Linked DNA regions of Mus musculus: region 1 is linked to region 2. The links are chromatin loops, found by intact Hi-C in ENCODE. Cell type or tissue: heart. All regions are shown on one strand. Each heading gives the region's core, and the rest is flanking DNA. Links, peaks and the distances in the headings are about the cores only. Region 1 holds the start of 4930487H11Rik (RIKEN cDNA 4930487H11 gene). Region 2 overlaps Gm35252 (a long non-coding RNA gene).

The links. Hi-C counts contacts between places; a loop is a spot of excess contacts. Peaks named below come from ENCODE experiments on the same cell type or tissue, not always from the same donor. Only the 100,000 strongest peaks of a DNase experiment are listed, where the experiment ranks them.
Region 1: a loop joins it to region 2, with 5 times the contacts of the local background. A loop is called at or near these places in 23 of 42 quality-filtered maps.

What each region holds. Positions count from the first base shown.
Region 1 is chr1:62,788,877-62,800,500 of GRCm38, reverse strand. All of the region lies in intron 15 of Nrp2 (neuropilin 2), which reads right to left. 4930487H11Rik (RIKEN cDNA 4930487H11 gene) reads left to right here and starts at 5,769. Exons shown (of 3, transcript NR_040601.1): 1 at 5,769-5,948; 2 at 6,030-6,105; 3 at 8,945-9,583. In heart, for the core only: a CTCF peak has its summit at 4,803 (motif pointing left); DNase peaks (open chromatin) are centred at 4,070 and 4,672; H3K4me3 peaks cover 1,354 bases; H3K27ac peaks cover 1,279 bases.
Region 2 is chr1:62,924,024-62,935,647 of GRCm38, reverse strand. It overlaps Gm35252 (a long non-coding RNA gene), which reads left to right. Exons shown (of 4, transcript XR_865480.1): 3 at 1,923-2,489. Among named protein-coding and RNA genes, the nearest start is that of Gm35252, 27 kb to the left of the region's middle. In heart, for the core only: a CTCF peak has its summit at 5,925 (motif pointing right); no DNase peak of the experiment used is centred there; H3K27me3 peaks cover 523 bases.

The DNA of each region.
Region 1 (11,624 bases), core at 1,252-9,251, 130 kb after region 2:
CAGGCTTCCCTTTGCGGTGTTAGAACAGGCTTCATATCTGAAAAGTGCTGAATCCAGGGCCTAGGTTGTGATGGGACTCAGGAGGAGTCAGGGCAGTGGCAGAAAGAGGACCCTCTGGACAGGTGTCTTCTTGCAAGGCCATCTAGGATGATCATTCGGCCTTTTAGAGAGTCTCTGGGGTGACACGAGAGGCAATATTAAATCCTCTTGTGACAAATTCTTGCCTCCCATTGAAAAACTCAAAGCTACTTGAAAGTTAATTTTCCTACATATGCCCTTCTGCCCTACAGAATGTCTCTCAGATTTGGACATCTACCACAAGCACATCACTGACTATTCCTAGAGGTGGACCAACCCAAACCAAGCAGAGCAAGAAACTCAAGATCAGACTCTTGAGTAAGACTCCTTACCCTCAACGCTTTTACAGAGTGTTTCTTTTATAAAAGGGTATCTCTGGGTTTGTGGTGTCCATCTCTTTATTTCCATTTTCTGTCCACCCCACCACCACCAAATCTTGACTACCTCTGAGCCCTGGAAATGCTACAAGTTCCTATTGCCTTTGCTCCAGGGACATCATTCATAAATTAAAGATCAACATCCCTCAGGAAGTAATGATTTGGAAGGTGTGGGACAAGAGGTCACCATTTCTATTCCAGAGGAAGGGCCCTGCCTCTGTGGAGCCAAGCACACCATGCCTGAGAGCTGCACCCAGCCTCCCCCGCCCCCACCCCCACCCCAACCCGGGCTAAATTGAAAGGAGATTCCAGTGTTCAGGGATTTGCCATCAAGAGAAATTTTGTGGAATCACATTGAGCAATTTAGCACTTAGCAACTTTTGCAAAATCCCACACCAATCATGAAAGTTGGCTCAGCTGCACAAATTGGCTAAAACTCCTAACAAGCAGTTATGGAAATAAAAAGAAAGGAAGGCTGGCGTTCAGCCTCAAGGAGAGAGCATCTCGCCCTCTCCCTCCCTCCCTCCCTCCCTCCCTCCCTCCCTCCCTTCCTTCCTCCCTCCCTCCCTCCCTCCCTCCCTCCCTCCCTCCCACACAAATGCCCCACAGTTCAGAAGGCAATGTGTAAACTTTGGAGACATCAAGGTTTTTTTCTTTTCTTTTTTTCCCCCAAAGCTTCCATGTCAAACTTTGTTCTCACAGGCAAAGGGGCAGGGAAAAAAACCCAGATGTTTGTATAAAAATATCGTCATTTTATTACATTCCACACAATACATTTTCAAATAGTTTCCAACATCCACAAGTTATTTTGACACACAGGCAACTGAGCAATGCAAAGGGTGTCACAGTTACAGGAGGGATAAGAACAGGAAGTGAAAATCTTTAGGTTTTCTTGTTTTGTTGTTCTTTGGTAGATTTTGACCTTTTAGGTGTTTGCTTGCCTGCTAGTTTTTGTTTTAAAGACTGGGGGTCTTTTAAAGGATGGGGCAACAACCTCAAAAATAGTACTGGATCTCCTATTATGGTTTTAATCAAAAGAAGTGGGACAGGGGAAGGGATAACTTTATTTTGGGCATCCTGTTTTGTCAATGGCAATACTACACTTGTTTTGTTTTCTTTCTTTCTTATTCTGTTTTAGCCAGCAATAGGAGATGGCAGCTGCTAGTATTCTCTCAAGAAGGGTTCTTGTGAGAGCTCTAGGAAGGCAAATGCTTTCTAGACCAGCTGGCCCTTCACCTCATTCATACACTCTTCCGAATTTGAACAGTTGGGATCACTGCTTCGTCTTCTGAGAAGCAAGACTACACTAGTGCATGCACGGATTCATCTGTCCGGTCGAGTTTGCTTAGAAGAGATTGATTCTTTCCTCTCTAACAGGATACAGAATTTTGCTTTCTAAAGCATCAAGGCATGGCCTTTTTACACATGAGCTGCCCTTTTAGATAATGCTATGAGAGATGCTGGAAGCAGGAGAAAGAGAGAAGAGAGAAGAGAGAGGAGAGAGGAGAGAGGAGAGAGGAGAGGAGAGGAGAGGAGAGGAGAGGAGAGGAGAGGAGAGGAGAGGAGAGGAGAGGAGAGGAGAGAGAGAGAGAGAGAGAGAGAGCTTAAGCTGAGTCCTGGTTGAAGGTATCATGGGATTCACCATCTTCTCATTTGTGACATGTACATGAATATGATGCTGCATGGGGCATCAGGTGAGCATAGAGCAAGTTCACAACATGGCCACCATTTTCTTTTAAAGAGGAAGAAACTCTCATCAGCTACTCTCCAGCTGTGGTTTTCTATAAATGCCTGCACAGGGCACCTGTAGGAATGTCAATCATTTGCAAGGAATGACTGGCCCTAAATGTTCAGCTAGTGGTGAATAAACAACTCTGTTTAAAAACAACAACAAAAAGTGCTCCGTGACGCCATGGTTCTCTCAGCACTCAGGGCTGCTTGCCCACCTGAGTTCACACTTCCTTCTCTATCTTCCACTGAGGTAGGACACCTCAAGGTAGCCACACACTAGCCTTTCATCTTTCTTTTCTTGGCAGAGTTGCTACAGTTGAGACAGAATAGCTCTTTGAAACAGAGTAAGAGCAGGAGAGCAGTGTCCTTTCAGGGGGATGAAAGGCACCAGATGCAAAAGCTGAGAGTGTGCTGGAGGGACCTATGTGGCTACTCTGAGAGAATGCTGAATGGCTCTCTCCCAAGCAATAATAAAAAAAAAAATCATTAGTATTTTGTTCTTTCTTAGAAGGTGTCTGGAGAGTCATGTGACCAGGCAACCATCTTGAGAGAATTGTTCACTTTCTAAGAAGCCTTTTAGCTGGAAAGTAGAAAGCAAATGGCTTCAAGACTGAGCCCTAGTATACTTGGAATCTTCAAATAGACACTTCATTGCAACCAAATTGATTCTGCCGTTTAATGCAGCTTTTGCACATCTCTAACATCTCTCTCGGTAGAGAGTTTGGGGGAGGAAAAGTAGGGGCAACAGGTATAACTTTACCACGGCGTCTTCTCTCTGCCCATGCTAGTTTATCTGCTGATGTCAGACCAGCCCTTGGGGGTGTATTCAGACCAGACATTGGGGGTGTATTAGCCAGATGCCATGAGTGCTTTAACTGGTGGCAGCACTTGGGTTCATTTTAGCAAACGATTCCTTTTTACTTTCTTATACTATTTAACTAAGTCAGAAGGACAGCCACATACTTCAGCAGCTATGGATTCAGGCACACGTTAACACCATGAAAGGAGAGCAAATAAACCCCTCCCTTGTATTTTACAAACTCTATGACAATGACCAAAATAATACCAAAGAATACCTTCTTCCTCAACCCCATCCCACGTTAGGCTCAACATAATGATGCCCGGGGGTGAGGAGACTCTGCAAAGACAACATTTGGGTCTTTCCATCTCCTCCCTTCTATCGGTCCCCTCCTGCTCACAATTAAAACAGACTACTGAGTTTACATCATCCCAGGTGTGTTATTCTTTATGACATTCCACAACTGGACCGTCAGAGCTAAACATTCATTATGAACTTTTTATTCCTCTTCTTCTTTTTTTTTTCTTTTCTTTTTTCTTTTTATAAGGCAACATGAGACACATTTGCTTCAGGGCTGGAAGTAGAAATGACTCCATGCACCCAATGGCTGTTATCTTGTGACTTCAAAGACACCAGGAAACATAACAAAAGGGGTCATGTCTGAGTGCACTGGAGGAACCATAGTCTTGGGTGGCTTGGGATGGGGATAAGGATGGGTGAAGCCACATTGCATTCCCAATGGTCTCTATTTGTCTAGGTACCTGGAGATGACAATGACAGCCAACAGAAACCCAGCCAGAGCTAGATAAGGCAACAAAAAAGCTCCAATCTCTTCTCCAAGTAAACAAAATGTGTACAGTATATTATTTTCTTGAAAAGTACCCCAGAAGAAGCAACATAAGAGGGAAGGGGCCCCTCTCTACACACACCCACACTCCCCCCCTTCCACAGTGAATCAGTCTCTCCCTCGAAAATACACACACACACACACACACACACACACCTCTTCACATGGGAGTGTACTGTGTACATACATACAGGACCAGGCTCCCCTCAAGACACCTGGCAGCCTGCCCAGGAGAGGAGGGATGGGATAAGGCAAGGGGAGAAAACAACAGGGCCTGTCTCTGGAACAAAACCAACAGAGCCTTGGGTTGTGAAGTGCTTAGGGGCGGGTCTCTTCTGGGATTCCAGATGCAGCATTAGAGTTGGTTTAAAATCATTAGAAAAAAGCGGGGCGGGGAGGGGAGAAAGGAATAAAAGAGAGAAGATTAAAAAGGAAAGAAGAAAAGGAAAAAAAATAATGATTAAAAACAAACAATATCAGAGCAAAGAGAAACCGGAACCAAGAACCACAGAGAATGGTGTGGGGTACATGAGAGCGCTCAGGGTTGGGGACCCTGGAGAGAGATGTCTGAGGGTTCACACAGAGACTAGGCGAGGAGAAAAAAAGTGCAAAATCGAGGCAACGTGTTTGCAGTCTTTCTTGGGTTTTTTTTGGGGGGGCGCTGTTCCTGCTTCGGCCCTCAGCAGTGCGAGCCCCGCTCTTGCTCTAGCTTAATGGTTAGGGTGGGCTCGACCGCCAGAGGGGCCCCGTTGGTGTAGTGGGAGGTTTTGTAGGTGATGGAGTGATCGGTCTTCTTGGCCGCATAGCGGAACCGGTGGTAGTGGAGCACCAGGGCCAGGACGACGGAGGCCAGCACCAGCACGGCGCCCCCGGCCGCCATAACGTAATACCAGTAGGCTGGGATGGGCTGCACGGGCACCGTGTCCACTGTGGGCTCGGTCCCTGGCGGGAGGGTGCCCCCTGGGGGAGAGACACAGAGAGTGTTGCTAGGCTGAGAGCATGCGGACTCATAAAAAAAAATCAATTAAAAAAATAAAGAAAAAAAATAAAGAAAAGAAAGAGAGAAACACACATGCTTTGGGTCATACAGCAGGGATCCAGGGACTCAGGCGGTACTCGGCCTTCATATATACCAAGCCGTTTATTATCTGCAATCTCTTCGCTGGTCCCTTTATGCATCAGGTACTTTAACCCACTGTACAGATGAGGAAACAGGCTCACAGAGGTTCAATCGACAATTGCTGCTCACCTGGTAGTAAATATGTCTCAACCAAGAGTCCTACCCTTACATAGCTTTCTTTATTATTTAATCAGAATTACTTTACCATGTGTCAAAGCATTATAATTTTTTCTCTCATCTCTCTCTTCCTTTCTCTCTCTCTCTCTCTCTCTCTCTCTCTCACACACACACACACACACACACACATACACACACACACACACACACACTTCCACGCACACACACCACATACACACAATGATACTGCAGTATCTGCTGGAATTCAGATTGGTGAATTCTTCAAGTGGGTGGAAAAGCCATATTTGGTGTGGCTGGCCAGAATTCTCAACAATGTATTAATTAGGCTGGCTAGACTTGAAGGTAAATTCCACTTTGGTTTGCCAAGGTTTCTGTGCCCATTGAAATCAGCTTGGTCTTGTCTAAACAGGTCAATTACTACTGTCAAGCAATGACTAACCCGTCTTCATTTTTTTTTTAAACTGGATGGAGGATTTTAAAAGCAGATTGGATAAGGAGTTGCAGGGGGAAAAAAAGATATGAGCACAAAGCAATAAAGGAGTGTGAGAGCGAGGGACACCGAGCGAGGGAGCCTCATTCTTAACCGTGGAAAAGAGCGGGGAGAAGCTGGGGGTGGGGAGATTTAGGAGGCAACCGAGTTTACTGGCCAGCCTCTGGTTGCCATGGAGACGCTGTAGTAGAGTTTCGCTCAGGGTAACTCAGGGGAAAGACTGAATTGACTCCCACTCCATGCAAAACAGTGCTACAACTTGATTCTCCCAAGGATTTACATCAGATGAGAATCTGGCCCAGAAAGGGACTAAGGCGGTTTTGAGCTTGCCAAAGGCAGACATGATCTTTACTTCTGAAAAAGCCGATGTATGCTTAACCTATGAGAAATGCTTCTCGAGCTGCGGGCACCATGGGCGGATGGCTAAAACGTGCTTCCCTTACTTACAGGGTGTGCCGGAAGAGGGACAGATGAGCTGCCTATTCACAGCATCTGTTTGTGGACCCACCTTTGCTCACCACGCAGGCAGGGCCCCCGGCTACCTTTCTTCTCTCCACCCCCACACCCCCACCAGACTTAGAGCTCCTGAAGCAGAGGAAGCCAAGACTCAGCCTCCACCGAGGAGGACATGCAGTGAAGGTGCCCTGTAAATGCCTTATGAAGCAACTGCTGACCCGAGGCCCACACCCCCAGTTCTCAATTTCTCCCGACCCCACAGCCTGGTCCCCAGATAGCTGAGTAGTATGTCAGATCTCATGTCTCCTCAGAAGTGAGAGAAAAATGAGAGAATGTTTCTTAGAAAATCTGATGAAGCCTGCCCATCTTGCTAGTTCTGAATTACTGCTTCCGTCAATTTGGGGATCCCCTTCCGTCAGGGTGCAGTTTCACCTTGTAGACCACCAAAAGTCCTCCAGTGTTGGAAGAGCTTTGACCAAGACGAGTTGCTTAGCATACGACTTGATAACCACATCTGTATCTTTAGGATGAAAAAGACCCCATTATCCTAGGACTCCTAAAAGCTGTTTCTACTACTACCTTATCCTTTTCCAAAGACCCCATTATCCTAGGACTCCTAAAAGCTGTTTCTACTACTACCTTATCCTTTTCCGTGTGACTATATGGTCTTTTCCTTTCCGCTAAAGTGTTTTCATCCTCTTTTGTTTGTTATCTTGAGAAAGGTTTTCACTTTTTAGCAGAGGCCAGCCTGTAATTCACCATGTAGCTAGCCTTAAACAATCCCCCTGCCTCAGCCTCCCAAGTGGTGGGACTACAAGCATGAGCCACCACACCCAGCTCTAATTTCCATCTTTTAATTTTTTCATTTATCTTCTCCTCCCCCCCTCTCCTCTCTCTCTCTCTCTCTCTCTCTCTCTCTCTCTCTCTCTCTCTCCTCTCCTCTCTCTCTCTCTCTCTCTCTCTCTCTCTCTCTCTCTCTCTCTCTCTCTTTCTGTCTCTCTCATTGGTACTCAAATTGAGAAATTTACATACAAAAAAAAGGAGAGAGAGAGAAAGAAAGGAAACAAAGTATTGAAAATGGTTCCTTGAAGTGATCAGGTTGCAAGTCAGCTAATGTCAAGTCCTGATTCAGGTCACCCAGAGTGTCTGCTGCTTGGCAATCACCTTGCTACTGGGTTTTCATGGAGCTCTCAACGATGCTGTGAAATGCCTAAGCGCACAGGTGGTTCTAGAGTTCACCAGAGCCATCTTTTTTCTCCCATAAAGTGTTCCCTGGTTGTGCCTCTGACTCAGGTTTGCTGCTTTATGAGGACCATCCTCTAATGAGGTTACAGCTCGCCCATCAGAGAAAAGGCAGGTGGCAAACTAGGCAACAGAGCCCACTCTAAAGTGCCTGACCACAAAGATAGGAGCAGTTACAGCCACTTCTCTTGCCTCTGCCACCACCTGGCCTCAGTACAAAAGTTTCCAGCTCCAAGTGCTGGAGCTGGGGAGGGTGTTGCCCTGAAAGTGTTTCTGATGGTAGACATAACCTGGGTACACAGTTGGAAAATGCTCTGTCCTTTTGTAAGATGACAAATCATGATATAGGATTAGTATTCAGAATCAGATATGTGAGCCATCCTCTCCTCACCTCAGAGCTGTCCTGTGCCATGGAAGATAGATTCCACCGTATGCTGAAGATTCCCCCTTCCTACCAAAGAACAGACGTGGGCTGGACCTAGGCCTCCCTGCATATATGTAGCAGATGTGCAGCTTGGTCTTTGTGTGTCCTAAACAACTGGAGCAAGGGGATGTCCAAAAAGCTGTTGCTTGCCTGTGGGGTATGGTCTTTTAGCTGGGTGGCCTTGTCTGGCCTCAGTGGGAGAGAATGTGCCTGGCCCCACAGAGACTTGATGTGCCAGGGTGGGAGTACTCATGGAAACCCCACCTGCTCAGATGAGGAGAGAGGGGATGGGAGGAAGGATTGTGGGAGGGGCTGACTGGGAGGAGGCAGAGAGCATAATGTAAAGTGAATAAGAAAAAAAAAAAAAGAGACTCCTCTTTCCCACCAAAGCCCTCTTACCTAAAATTATCAACATGTACACCATGTGATAATTTGAATGACAAGAGATAATTTGTTTTGACCTCTTAAACATTTTCCTTGGATATGTGTTCCGGAAAAATGAGAAAACATACCATATAAATTTTGCTTTCAACAATGGAGTTAGAAAAGAGAGGCTATGACCAACAGTACCTTCCTTGTGTCCCAACAAGGAGTTTAGTGAAAGCTTGTAGGCATCAGAAGGTTCTCAGAACATTCCCCAGCTAGAGACGTGATTCTAACAGTCAGTGACTTGGAATCTGGAGCTGCCACAGCCTTGAAAGGTTCTGTGCTCATTAGGCTGTGGTTTGCCAGTTACAGAAAAGGAAGGTAATAAATCAAGCAGAGTTAAATCTCTACTCAAAACATCTTTCCAGCAACGGTAGAAATCCAATAAATGCCAGATGGATGGATGAGTAGACAGATGGATAGATGGGCAGATGGACAGACTGACAGAGAGACATAGATAGAGTGGTATGGGAATGCCAATGTTCAGACTCCCAGGGAAATGCTGATTTCCCACTAGACCTCACAGAAAAGCTCTCAGAAGGTACTAGAAGTGCTTCCCACTCACAGTGCCCCATGGGAAAGCAGAAAAAGATGCTTGGGCCCACAGGGAACTGGGTTTCAGTCTTATCCACCCCACGACTCCTATGGTGTGACCAGCCTATATCTTCATAAATAAAGAGTCCTGGGCTAGCTACACCAATCTGTGAGCAAACATTGTAGATGAGACATCAGCCTTGCCCAGAGCGTCAGTGCCTGTCCCAACATTCACTTGTCTTATACCACTCGCTCACAAATCTTTTCTTTCTTTCTTTTCAGTTGGAAACAAAATGTTTTCAATTCCTCAACCATTTTTTATTAATTTCCACCCCCCCAATTCTCCACAAAGTTTTCTCATTGTTTGAGATAATGAGAAACAGATACTTAAATAGTCAATAACTCCAAGTGCGTTTGCAAGGTTGAGCAGGCTGCCATCTGCAAAAGTTCTGAACTCCCCAGAGAAGAGAAATGTGAAGGCTAAGAATTTGGGATTCCAGAAAGAAATTCTGAGAAGTCACACATGGGAAAAGTGAAAAGAAGTTACCTGTTATGGAGTGAGACTGCTCTGCCTGTTTATGTCTATAAACACTGTCACCGGCTTAGTAAATAATTAGGGATGTGGCTGTAAGAACATCGACAACAGCAGACATTTCCAGCGTGTCAGCCCTTGGTTTGCTGCTCTACGTGAATGTCTTTATTTTCCATGAGTTTTAAGTGGGGAATGTGAAGACCTAAGAGGATGAGCACTTTGAAAACTAAGGAAGAGAGCAAAGTAACACAGGGGGAAATCCAGGGCTCTCTGAAGAATCGCTTACTGCTGCTGAGTGACTGAGCCAGGCTTGAAGCCAGACACACAAAATCCTCAGCTAGCTGCAGCCCACTGTCCATTTTTATAAATAAAGTTTTATTTGAACACTCCCATTTGTTTCCGCACCACTTGGGGGTTGCCTTTGTGCTTCATTGGCGGGGCAGAGTGCTTGCCAGAAAGGCTGTATGTGCTCCAAAGCCTGGGATATTTATTATCTGGTCTTTCATAGCACAGCTATGCAGATTTTCCTCAAACCAAGTAAGGCAGGAACAGAAAGCTGCCTTTTCTCCCTTCTGCCTCCTACTCTGCCTGAACCTGTCAGAGAATTGGCATAATGCAGATTCACCATGAAAGAAAAAAAAAAAAAAAAAGCAATCGTCTCTCACAGCTATGTTCATGAAATGTCACTGGGACCTGGAAGAGCTACCCAGCATCCCCCCAAGGAATGGTATGAAAGGCACCAAGGGTGGGTTTCCTCTCTGGACCTAAGAGCTGTTTTATACTGTGGGTGTGGGGGGCTTTTCTGTGCCAGCTGAGAACAGGCATAGCAGAAGGGACAGTTCAGGCGAGCCGTTTGTTTCATCTGTGGGATTATAAAAACATGAGAAAAAGCTTGGATCCACTAGAAAAGTATATGGAAGCTAGTGGAAGAACTCCAGGCCTCCGGTGCTCTTTAAGGGATGCTAAAATTTAAAGTATCCCTGAGAAAAGGTTTTTCCATTTGTTGGACAAGCAAGTATGCAGAGGTAGGCTCATTGGAGGTTTGCAGTGAGCCTACAGGAACGTTGGGGACTCCCCACTCTCTCTCCCCCACCCCATCTATCTAAAATGCCTCAACATTCAACCCCTTACTGCCTGAAGCAGCAACTTCTCCTCTTCTAGAACTTAGGCTTAAAACTGAGGCTTGCCAGGCTGCGTTGTTAGAGAGAGATGCTGGGGAGAAACGCTTTTTGCTGCCCTTTGACAGACTGTCCTGGCAGCTGCTTAGATGCCCTAGCGGGGAGGGGGATGTGCCAGGCTTCTGTGTCAGAAGAGGCTGAGTATGCAAGCAAACTTCACAAACAGTGCCTCCGTGTCCTGTGGGCAGAGATGGTGGTCAAGCAGCACACAGTGGTTCCACACATCTCTCCCTGTCCTCCACTCTGCAACACCTAGCCTCAGGTAGGCAGCTGGGGATGAGGGTGGGGCATCGGGGAAGATTCTCACATCACTGGTGCCTATCTGGAGCCCTGGAGGCTTTGGGGGTTTAGGGTGCGTCTCTAACTTCATCTGAGACGTATGTGCATGAACTAACTCTGCTTCCTCAGCGAGACAGCACTGTAGAGTAAAGGGAAGCTGATGAGAAAGATACACTGATGGGGCCCATCCAGTCCTGTACCCAGGGACGGGGTGTCTTACTGGCATGCAAAGTTTTGGAGTGGAAGGCAGGTTGTGAGAGTGACAGTGGTGGTGGAAAAGAGATGTGAGTAGAAATGGCAGATTGGCCCGTAGGACCCAAATAAATTAACTCAAACTCTCTGAGGCATGGAGTCAGGTGCCAGCCTGACCTCAGCTTTACCCTATGTGCGGCTCCCTAACAACGATTCCCAGCCATGTCCACAGGACGGCCTTTGATGCTCATTTTCTCCTGGTTGTATCTGGATGAAAATCGGAGGGGGGCAGGTAGGGGGACAGCAGAAAGGCACACAGTAGAGTCCAAAAGAGAGAGCACAGAAGCCTTAGAAACGGCTGGAGACACATTCACAACCATGGGACTATCAGAGCATACGCGTGTTCCTTTAAGGGCCCTTAATAAGAAGGGAGTTCAGGGAACCGCAGCCCAAGAACACCTTCACAGTGCAGCCCTGCCTGGGTCTCCATGATTTCTGCTCCTACTGCATTCAGTACACACAGCCTCCTACAGGAGCAACAACAACTCTTGTCTTCACCAGAAGCTACTAAAAATATCCACCTGGTCAGGAGCCCCACTATCCTGACTGTGGGCATTATCTATTTCTTTACTGGCTTCTTGCTTGTTACCTTTTCTTTTATTAAGAAAAAAAAAGCACTGAGCAAGAGGAAATAATTCATCACCTTAATTATACGGCTTTTCAGTCTTTTTTCCCCTTTCCCTTTATACACGGTTTTTCATTTGTTAAAGCTCGAACCTTA
Region 2 (11,624 bases), core at 1,779-9,778:
GATGGACACTCAGATGCCTCTCTGCATCCCTTGCTTGTTCTTGCTTGGACTGTGCTGAGCAGGACTGATGGAGATATTCAGTCATGGACAAAGGCTCTGAGGGGTTATTTATTACCTTCCAGGCTCCTCTTATTTTCTTCTGGGCCTGAACTGGAGATGAAATAGAGATAACCCCAGTTCGCACGGACCTTATGCTGCTGACCTACAGGGTGAGGCTATGTAGTATCCTTGCGGAAATGGCTCTGATTCCCTCTACCCTTGGCTAGCTGTCTAGTTCAGATTAATGAAAGTTTCTCTAGGGCCGGCTTTCCACATCTGAGGACAGCATGCATTTCTGTATCCAGGGCACCACCTGTTTTTAGCACCGAAGTTCAGGGTGTGAGGACCATTTTAGAAGATTTGCGTTTACCAAAGAGTCTGGCACTTCCTGGTTCCCTCAGACCCTATGCTGTTCTGCTAAGACCTGCGCTGTGGTGTAGGACCAAGGGAATGTGCCCCTGGCTTTTGTGTCAGCATGCTTGGTTACTACAGAACAGGGCCAGCTACAGGCGTTCGCGACTGTTAGATGTGTGGAGACAAGTCTCCCTTGACAGAAACCCTCAGTTTAATGAGTAGAATTAAAAATGCAAATGATGGGCCCAACTGTGGTATAATTAAACCGCTGGAGCAGCTTTCTCAGACAGGGGATCCTGTGCCCTGTGTGTGGTGCCCGGCCCTGTTTATGTCTAGGCGGCTAGCTGGAGGCCCCTTCTTGCCTTGGGCTTGCTATGTGGGGGACCTACTTCATCTACCCACCTCCTTCTGGGGGGAGGGCGGGCTATGGAACCTAATGAGGGAGGCTTTGAGGTTCCCTGATGAAAGATGCTATAAAGTATAAAGTCCTATCATTAGGAAAGCCACACATTGGCATCTGTAGCCCACCAGCACCAAAGAGAAACCCAACATCCTCTCAGGCTGTTCGTCAAGTGCCGACAGCGCCTCGTGGCACACACAGGTGAAGCAATAATGAGTAGAAACTGAACGAGTGTTCAAGGTATTTTAATAAAGTCGATAAAACACAGTCATCCTTCCCCTTTGGCTTGTGCTTGTAAACAGACACCCCCCAGCACCTCCCTCCCCCCCACACACCCGGCTTCCTGGGATGGGGGGGTGGGGAATATGGGTTGGGTGTGTGCAAGGTGCAAGCTCAGAGCGCAAGCAAGGAAAAGTGCTTGGTGGATGTGCTTGAGTTACCATGGCGACCCGGGGACAATGCTCTTGGGCGCGCAGACCCCATGTTTGCGGCATTATGCTTCAGAAGGGGGGATTTAGAGATGCAGAACAAAACATAATAAAGAAGCATCAAGCCTAATAAGACTAGGGACTGAAAGAAAGCCAGGGACTTCTGTTTAGACACCACAGCGTTCTTGCGTTGTGGGTCTGGGAAGTGATCCAAGACTGAGCCTTGTTCATTATACCTCCCAGGCCGCAGGCATTCAGAAGGGCTTTCTGCATTGAAATTGCAACTTTTTCTCACCTGGCTGCAAAGAGAACCCACTGAGTTTAGAACAGTAAGCAAAGGAAGAGATTTTCTCATTTAAACAACATCCCTTTGTACCTGGTCGATAAGATACAAGGGGAAAAAATAAATTAAAAAAAAAATTCCCAGCTTGAATATTGAGCAAGTTGCCAAAATTGAGCCCGGAACAACCCTGTGGTGTCTTTATTGGGTAACACGAATACCATTTTTGGATATGGCCTCATCCATCAACCCTGCGGATGCTCCAAGAGTTCTGATGGAAAGAAAATAGCAAGAAGCAGCTTTCATCATTTACATAATTAAAAAAATTGCTGGAGTCTTTTGTTTGGTGCCTCTGGTCACAGACAGCTGACACCTGCTTTCTGGGTACATGTGGTCCTTTCTAACACTTTCCTTTTGTTAGGGAGGAGTGGGCCCTGGTTCCTGAGCCTGAGAGAGCTACTTGAAGAGCTACAACTCACTGAGAAACATACAGTGGTGAGGCAAGTGATTTGGCTCTAACACAGCCCGCCGGAGTCCCTCTGTGGTCACTGACTTGCTATATGAAGCCGCTTGAGTGGAGGAAGCGTGGCGGACTGCTCATCAAATGAGGCCGGGATGCCACTCAGCTGGGAGGTGTTTTGAGAAGGGGATCTGTTTTTGTCTCAGCAGCTAGAACATAGTGCACACAGAGGAGTCATGATATAGGTATTTTGTGAATGTATGAATTCCTGTTTTCTTGCGGTTCAGTTAGATTCTGTCCCTGCTGATCAAAGGAAGTCATTTCACACTCTCTCTTTGTGGAGGCAAATGGACTGGAGCTCCGTCATCCACGACTTCATCGGGAGCCCTTCCACGCTGATGCAAACGGGGGCAATTTCAGTCTGACCTCAGGATCAGTATTTGGATGTTGAAGTCCCTTCTGGAGATCTCATCCTTGGCCTTGGTTCACAGGACAAATGCTGATGGAGCTCAGTCAGAGATAATCAGAGTAAGAAACAGATTGTCAGGGTATCCCACCCCAGCAGCGGGGGCCCCAGTTCTCACACTCTAAGGGCCCTACCCCAGACTTCTACCTTTAATATTGACGGATAGAAATCTACAGACTGGTGGTTTGCATGTGCTTGGTGATGATTTATGTACGCCTGCTTCTCCTGTGGCTCCAATAGAAGCAGTGGGACACCCACCCTTTAATGTGTGGCCATGACGGGATGCTGGCTTTAGCTGCAGTTAAGTGGTTTAGCAAGGTTTCCTGTAGCATGTCCAGTCATGAGCCACTACTTCAGTCTGTCCTAGACTGAGACAACACAGGAGATTGGGTGTCAGCTTATCATGTATTCTTGTGATCCAAGGGAGATGCTAGTGAGAGCTGTTAGAGCCACGGAAACACTGGGATTGCTTGCTGTCAGAGCAACCAAGTAACGATGTGATGAATGGTACCCTAGTCACGGTAACGTGGTATGTATGGGTGTGTGGAAGGCAGTGGTTCAGAGCAGCTGGAGTGATGAATGAGTGGATGACTAGGCAAGACCACACTGATTGTCTCATTCTCTTCTTCTCCCTCCTCCTCTTCCCCTCCTTCTTTTCTTCTTTTTCCTCCTCTTTGTTCCCTACCCTCTTCTCCTTCTGAAAGTTTGTGGTGCTGTGCATGGTGGCACACATCTTTAGTTCCATCACTCAGGATCTTTGTGAATTTGAGGCCAGCCTGGTCTATTGAGTGATAGGATAGCCAGGCCTACATAAAGAGACCCTGTCTCCAAACAGACAGACAGACAGACAGACAGACAGACAGACAGACAGACACACACACACACACACACACACACACACACACACACATTTTTGAACCATGCTTGGTGTCCCATCTCAATGAGCATTTACTTATCTATAACCTGGCTTTATCTTAGAGTGTCGAATTCACTAGGTTAGGAAGCACTATTCTAGAATAATGTTTCTCCTCCATATTTCTTGCAATTTGGAGGAGGAACAGAATTCTGATGTATTGGATATATAGGCTTTCCTCTCTCACATATTGATTCTGTGAACTTCGGTATGGCCTTTGGCTGTTCTAAGCCTCCTGCTCACTTTAAAAATGGCTTTAAACATTTATATACAGGGCTACTTGAATGATCTGTATGAGAATGAGTGACTGTAGAATCAGTTTCTAATGCAAGTTGTCACAATTCTTGGAGCAACTAACTTAAGGTTGTTAACACCTTAGAGTCCTACTGTCAGTCTCCCTTCTTGGTGGGTCCCGACCTGCCAGCTGAGTGTTCCCACACAGACCTCAGTGTGGATGGTGCATCCAACGAGCCCACAGCTCTCCTCTGGTAGGGGCAGCACTCCATCTCAAAAGAAAGCTGACTCAAAATATAATGACTCAAGGAAATGGTCCATTTGGGTTTGCTTGCCAGCAGAGGTCCTGGCAGGCAGACAAGTGGTGTTTCTCTCTGTTCCTGCTCCTGATGGAGGGTCCCCATTCCTCAGTGTTGGGTCTGTTAGTCTCTGGTGCAGTGGAACTAACAGATAATGAGGGCCAGGATGAGGGCCACAACCAGGCTGCTTACATCACACCACCTTCCCTGGTGTAGGCATATCCCTTAGTACCTGCTAGAAAACTTGTGCCCCAGGAAGAAGTTAGATGGAGGGTTCAGGGTCTCTGTCAGCTCTGTGGAGTCAGGAGGTGGGACTTACAGGGGCCCTGTGACTGGAGAAGAAGTTCCACTGTGCAAGAACATTTAATGAGGTCAGGAGAATGAGGTGGGTGTGGAGTAAGGCAGAGCTTTAAAAGGAGGCGAGGCAAATTTGGCCAACCTTTGGTGACTCTGAGAGCCAGCTCTTCCTTCCTCCCCTCAGCTTTGTACGGGCCCTTGTCTTTACAGCCTGGTACCTGTTCACTTTCTACCCATACAATCTGTGATCTGTGAACAGGGATAAAACTTCTTCGAGGACACATGGCTGAGCTGACTGGCACTTTATATGCAATGATTGGATGACTCTAAAACACCAGTGCTCACCCATTTTGATCCATAAAATAGCAGTTTCATGTGGCACAACCTAGCCGGATTTAATTCCTAAGTCACCTTAAGAGATAAAACGGTCATTTCCACTTCCCAGATGAAGAGGTTGCAAGTCAGGTCACCTGCTCCAAACTGTGCAGGAGGCTATAAGGATGAGAAAATAAGTACAAGGTCTTGACACCAGGCCAGCTCAGAATCGATGAATCCAGGGCACCATCACACCCATCTCTTCAAATATGTAGACATCAAAAATGGCTTCATGGCTGGGTGTTATAGCTCACAGGTTGAGCGCTTGCCCAGTGTGTGTTAATACTCACTGTTCAATCTCAGCACAAGGAAAAGTAAAACACCCCCTAACAACACCGACCCCCCAAATAAACCAACAAGACCAGCCTCCTATGCCCTGCCCTCTGCAGGAGGAATATCACTGTGGTTGATAGCCTCGCTTAGAAACTGGCATCACAAACTAATGTACTTGAGGAGTCTCTTTCTCTCACCTAACATCTAAATACCCTATGTTTCTTGTCTCTGCTAAAAATATCTTCCTCACTGGGCCTGTGAGACACGGGTAAGAATGGAAGGGAAGGTTGGCTGGCATCGAAACTTATAAAATGTGCCCCCTCTGATTTAAGAAGTAGTACATACTCAGTGTAGAAAATTATGACACCCACAGAAAGCAGAAAAAAAAAAAAACCGGAATAGCAGTATTTAGCTAGAATTGCAGTGATTTATAAAATATAGGATTTGAATTGATTCTTTGGGATGGCATGCAATGTATTTTGCTGATATTTTCCAATAGTTCTTTTAGGAAATAGGTTCAAAGTGACTCTTAACGGTGCTATTTTTAGTGGCTGTATACCACTCCCCCCACTGGCCTGGTAGGCTGTTGGCAGGACTGCAGAGTTATAACTTAAGTCATAAAGTACATTCTTATGCAGAACTCTTTGTGTATAATGATATTTATCAAAGGAAACTTCCAGGACTTGTCTTATACATACCAGAAGTCAAAGGGGAATTGACTGCCCCCCCATCCCTCCTACCATCAACCTTTGCAAAAATCCTGCTGATTCAGCTCTTCCATACAAGGCTGAGCACAGAACCCAAGCAGAGTCAGTTGACTGCACTTGACCCTCAAGGTTTCTGCCAGCTTCCCTGCTGTCCTTTGAAGGTTGTGAGGTAGGGTCACCAAGGTGGGCATTTGGAAACAGTCAGATACTTGCAGATGAATAGTGTCCGCGAGGAAAATCTGCAGGCTTTATCTTAATCGTGTTTGATCTCGACCCCCAAAGTTTAAAGCAAAAAAATACTTCAGACGTCCTGTATTTTCTCTTTTGATAAAAAAAAATGTGTGTTCAAGGTAGTAAAAAGCAAAAGACCTCATTGAGGGCTTCTCAACCGGGAACAAATAGCCCACAAGGTGGCGCTGTCCCCCCTCGAAGTGCCTGTGGCCTGGCTGAGTTCCCCAGGGAAGAGGCAGGAACCTGAGGCAGAAGGACTGGTCCGAGGTCCTGGGTGGGAAAGGCTTATCTCTGTCTCTCCTTTCACAGCTTCTTTATTCAATGAGCAACGCTCTTGTCCCTACACCCCTCCCTCCACTGCATACACTGATTTCCTTGGGTGTCTTGGAAGCCCTGTCCCTTGTCCCCCTTCCCCAAACTTTATACCCAGCCTCTGTTCCAGGGCAAACCCCTCCTGATGGATTTTGTTTTCTTCACTTTTCTCTATTTCCCTTCTCTCTCCTCTATTTTTTGGGGGGAGGGGGTTTGGTTTTGAGACCAGGGTCTTATGTCTCTCAGGCTTGCCTTGAACCCTATGTAAGCAAAGATGATCTCCAGTGTCTGGTCCTTCTCCTCCAGCACTGGAGCTGGGATTATAAGCATGCATACTTTATGTGGGATACATCCGGGGATTCATGCTTGTTAGACAAGCACTGTACCGGCTCAGCTACAGCCCCACCCTTCCACATCCCCACCGACCCTTCTCTTCCTCACACTTAACTGGTTATAATTTTAAAAGGCGATGTGTACTTATTCATAGATTTAGTAAGATCCGAGGGGGCACTTTTAAAGTATAAAGGGAACAGCTGCAGATATTGATCAGTGAGAGAGCATTTGGAGAATATTCACAAGGAACTAGTTCTGACTCTGGTACTAAAACCAAACCAACTGAAAACGGACTCTAAATTTCTTTACTAGTTTTCCTTAGAGAAAGAAAGAAAGAAAGAAAGAAAGAAAGAAAGAAAGAGAGAGAGAGAGAGAAAAAAAGAAAGAAAGAAAGAAAGAGAGAAAGAGAAAGAGAAAGAAAGAGAGAAAGAAAGAAAGAAAGAGAAAGAAAGAAAGAAAGAACCAAAGCCAACCAAAGATTAAATTATTGGCTATCTGTCTATCTATATTGAAAAGTCACTGGAGTTGAGAAAAGTGATGAAGATAGTAGTTGATAATCAAAAGGTATTTTAATGCATTGGTATTCAGGTTGTAAATAAATATGCACCTGTTGGGAGTGTGGGAAATACAGCACTGAAATAATATCCATGTACCAGCTACCATGTAATGAACTTGTGTGTCTGAGCCTTTTCCTGGGGTCCTTACTTCTCTTGAGGAGCAGAGGCTGGTGAGAGTGAAAACCTGGCCAAGGTGCCTGGGAGGAAAAGGGGTGTGGCTGGGGTCTGATGTTTAAACCATCAGCTCCAAATCCTGTTCTCTGGGCTGGCTGAGTTTTAACTCAGAAGGCCATTCCAGTGGGCCTGGGTAGTGTGTCTGGCTTTGACATCCTTCCTTATGGATAGAAGATTCAAGGTGTTCCTAGGATTTTAGTCCCTTTCAGGTTCTGGAAAAGGGAGAAGTCAGACTTAGGAATCAGGGGGCCCAAACAAAGATGCCGTTGTAGGAGCAATGGAAGAACAGTTCTACAGGTCTTACCCTGTGAGAAGTCAAAGGAGTGGCCGCTGCCCACGCAGTGGGAGGAGCTGGTGGTCACTTCTCACTGGGCCCTAGAAATTAGTGAAAACAGTTCCAATTCATGAGGGTTGTCTGTGGGTCAGGAGTTAGGAGAGGAAGTGGGTGCCTAAATTACAAAGGTTCACCCCCAAGAGTCAGCCCAGTGAGCTATTGTCAGGCACATGCTCCACAGTGAGAGAACAGAAGCCAGTCTCCCTGTATCTGTTGGCCAAGATTGGTCCTTTTGAGCTTTATTCCACTGAAGTGAGCATCCCTTTTCTCAGTGAAGTCTTTCAAGCAGCCGCAGGAGGCAGTGGCCGTCTCTTCAGGACACTTGAAGGACACCAGGGAGCCGGCTGGATCTGTCACCCCATACCTCTCTTAAAAAATAGCTTGGTAATAGAAGCTATCCATATTCATTGTAGAAAATTTGGAAAACATAGAGGACAACCAAGAAGGAAATAAATTATAACTCTTCTTCCCCTGATACCTTTAATTTATTCCCTCCAAATGGAAATCACAGGAAAATATTCTTAAATCAAAGTCTTTGCATAACAAAAGCCTTCAGGTTGATGGTCTCTCTCTGGTGGAAGGCAGCAGGCTTCCTCTCAGCATGGAGGCAAAGCCCTGTCTTCACATTTGGGCTGCCCTTCCAAACAAATCACCTTTGTCTCACTGGTAACATTGTCTAAGATTAAAAAACTGGTAACATTGTCTAAGATTAAAAAAAAAAAAAGACTACCTTGTTGGTAAATCTGTAGGTGGTATCAGAGAAACACAGGGGCACAAAAATAGAGACATCTTTGTTTCTACCACTCTCCTCAACAACCCCCCCCACCCACCCTCCAGCTTTTTTCTTTTTAAAATCTGTTTCTAAAAATAATGTTTCCCTGCTCTGCTCTTCCTGGTAAAGTACAAATCACATTTGAAAATACCCTACTTTTTATAGGCAGTTTCATGAGTGGTTCTATAAACATCCCTCAGAGTGCCTCTTCCTGTCCTCTGTGGATGGCTTGGGATGTCAGCAGAGACAGTGAGGTGGGCGGTGATGCTGAGGCCAGCGCTGGTCTGCCCCCCAAAGGAGCAGGTGACCACACTGTGCTTGACGAGGGCTTCCTACTCGTGGTCGTCCCCAAAAGCGGTGCAAAATGCTATCAGTCCTTTTAATGCTTGATTTTAAAATATACAAAGCTAACATTAACAAAGAAATGATTTCCCTTATCCTTCCTGTTGATCATGGATGGTAAATCTACCACATCTTTTCATGCAGGAGACCCGTCCTTTTTATATTGTGACATGGTTGTTTTCATTTACACACGGATTTGGCTACACCTTGCTCTCCTGGGACGAGTGTGGCCTGTAGACGCAGGTTGGATAGACCTTACAAGTTTAGAAAGGTTCCCTGTGTTCTAAAATCAGTTTCACTAACTTTAAACTATGTGATGGGGCTGGAAGATGGCTCGGTGGTGAACATGTTTGCCATGCATGCATGAGGACCAAAGTTCAGATGCCAAGAACCCAGGAGAACGGCAGACTAGCTAGCTGTGACTCCCCTGAAATTCCAGCAGCAGAGACAGGAATTGCTTGTGGGGAAGCAGGCCCAGGTGAGCTCTGGCTTCAAGTGAGAAACACAGCCGCCTTGAATAAACAAGTGAGAGAGGAAGACTCTCAAAGGCAGCCTCCGGCCTGCACATACAGGCACACGCACGCACGCATACATGCTCGTAGGCATATCACATACACAGGAGAAAAACATGACTGTGAAGATGTCTTATGCACATCATTAAAAAGTCCCCCGTGCACTGTCTGTCACCAATGGCTTCAGAGTTTCTGCTTTCGTTTCTGTGACCCGCCCTGTTGGTGATACAGCGTTCTTTCCCAGAACGTCTGTGAATAATTCACAATGCTGCCGTCCGTGTTCATTCTCAACGTGTGTCTTACTGATTCTTTCTTAGTTACATTCTTATAAATATATACTATTTAAAACTTGCTGTTTGAGTTTCCTACATGTATACAGTGCATTTTTAATAACTTCCATGCTCACAGATTTAGAGGTCTCAGGCCAGACTTCCCTGGTTCGTTGCTCTGGCCTGCAGTAACACACAGCCCAAATCTAAGCTACACAAAGCGTCATTTAAAACTTAAATAATTTCTGTCTGCCCTTGGTTATTCAGGAATAGAATTTTCACATTTTGATTTGTCTTCAACAACCCTGCTAATAATTTTAATAAATATGAAAAATATTGTGGTAAACATAACAGTAATTGTCTTCATGTAAAATCTGTTGGGCCTTTAGGTCAACTGTTATATTAACTACTAGTAATGGATGACAGCTTAATTTATTCTTTTTTGAACTTCAATAACAAATTCTTCCTGAATAAACATTTATTTTTTGCTTGCCTTACTGCTCTGGCTGGGACTTTAAATTCCGTGCTAAGTAGACACATGGCAGAACTGTAACTGTTACTTTAATTTTAAATATGGCATTTGCTATAGTTTATTATGGTACAGTTTTTGTCCATGAGAGAAATCCACTTTTCTTCCCAGTTTGTATATTTTTTTTCTGTTAAGTTTTGTTAAAATATTCTGTCTATGTAGGCAATCATGTGCTTTTCTTATTTAATTTGTTAATGTGATGAGTTGTTTTTTATATATACATTTGCGTCTCTTGTTTGCTCATCTATTGAAAAACGTATTTTTTAAAGTATTTAGGGCTTTTTATTTATGCCTATGTGTGTACATGTGCACCCTATGCATGCCGTGCTCATGGAGTTCACAAGAGGAGTTACAGCTAGCTGCGAGCAACCATGTGGATGCTGAGAACTGAACCTGGCTCCCCTGTGATGGCGTGAGGTTAACCATGCACGAGGCGTGGCTGCTAACCATGGTGCCCTCTCTCCAGCCCTTATATTTTTTTTTTTATTATTGACATATATTATTTGTTGCACAAAGTGATATGTTTCACAATACCAGTTTAACTAACCTTTTAAAAGACAGGTATGAACCTCAGTTTTGCAGATAAGAAAAATAGGGGTTAAAAGAGATAAACTGCTCAGGGTACACAGCTGTGTGTTAGGTTTAGATTTTGAGCCTAACCCTGATCTATTCCCAAGGGCTTGCTCTTTGTACTGTTGTCGCCCAAAATATGTGCTCTTCCAGGGGAGGGCCAGATTAAAAGAGATATGTGTGTGTCCATGTGTGTATGTGTGTGTGAATGTTTGTGTATTTTTATATATGTGTGTATATGTGTGTGTGTGCACTTGCATGTTTGTGTGAGGGTATGTGTGTTTATATGTGTGTGTATAGCTGTGTGTGCACTTGCATATGTGTTTGGGGGCACTTTGGGTGAGTGTTAATAATGTAAAGGAGTCTTAGAAGTGTCAGTGCTATTGGACTGGCAGAGTTTGGTTGCTAGGCATGTGGGAGAAGAAGGGAATCGAGAGAGAGAGAGAGAGAGAGACAGAGACAGAGACAGAGACAGACAGAGAGACAGACAGAGACACACACTCGGAGATACAGAGAAAGACAGGCACAGAGAGAAACACACAGAGACAGAGACAGAGACAGAGACAGAGGGAGACAGAGACAGAGGGAGACAGAGGCAGAGACAGAGACAGAGGCAGAGGCAGAGACAGAGACAGAGGCAGAGAAAAGAGATGACAAAAACAAAGAAGGTAAAACCTCCTTAGCCGTCTTTGGGATGGATCCAAGCTGATGGGGAGCTTGTGCTTCTAGCTCTGGAGCTGGGCTGGCTGGTTAACTAGCTGAGTCTGCTGTCACTGAGCTAAGGTCTCCAGGCTGGAGCTGCCCCTAGCTCTGGAGCTGGGCTGGCTGGTTAACTAGCTGAGTCTGCTGTCACTGAGCTAAGGTCTCCAGGCTGGAGCTGCCCCTAGCTCTGGTCTCTTGGAGACACCCATCCATGTCTTGGTGTCTAATATTCTGAAGGACATTTATCTGAGGGGACAGGGAGCACACATGCAATTAGGGAGTTTACTCTGCAGACGTGGCTCACACAGTTATGGAGGGCTTTTGCCATCTGTAAGCTGGGACTCAAGAAAACCCGAGGTGAAATGGAGATAAGGGTCTGAAGTCTGAGAACCAGGGAGCTGATGGTGGAAGCCAGAGCCTGGGACCAGCAAGAGATAAGATGGAATGTTCTGGCATTAGGAA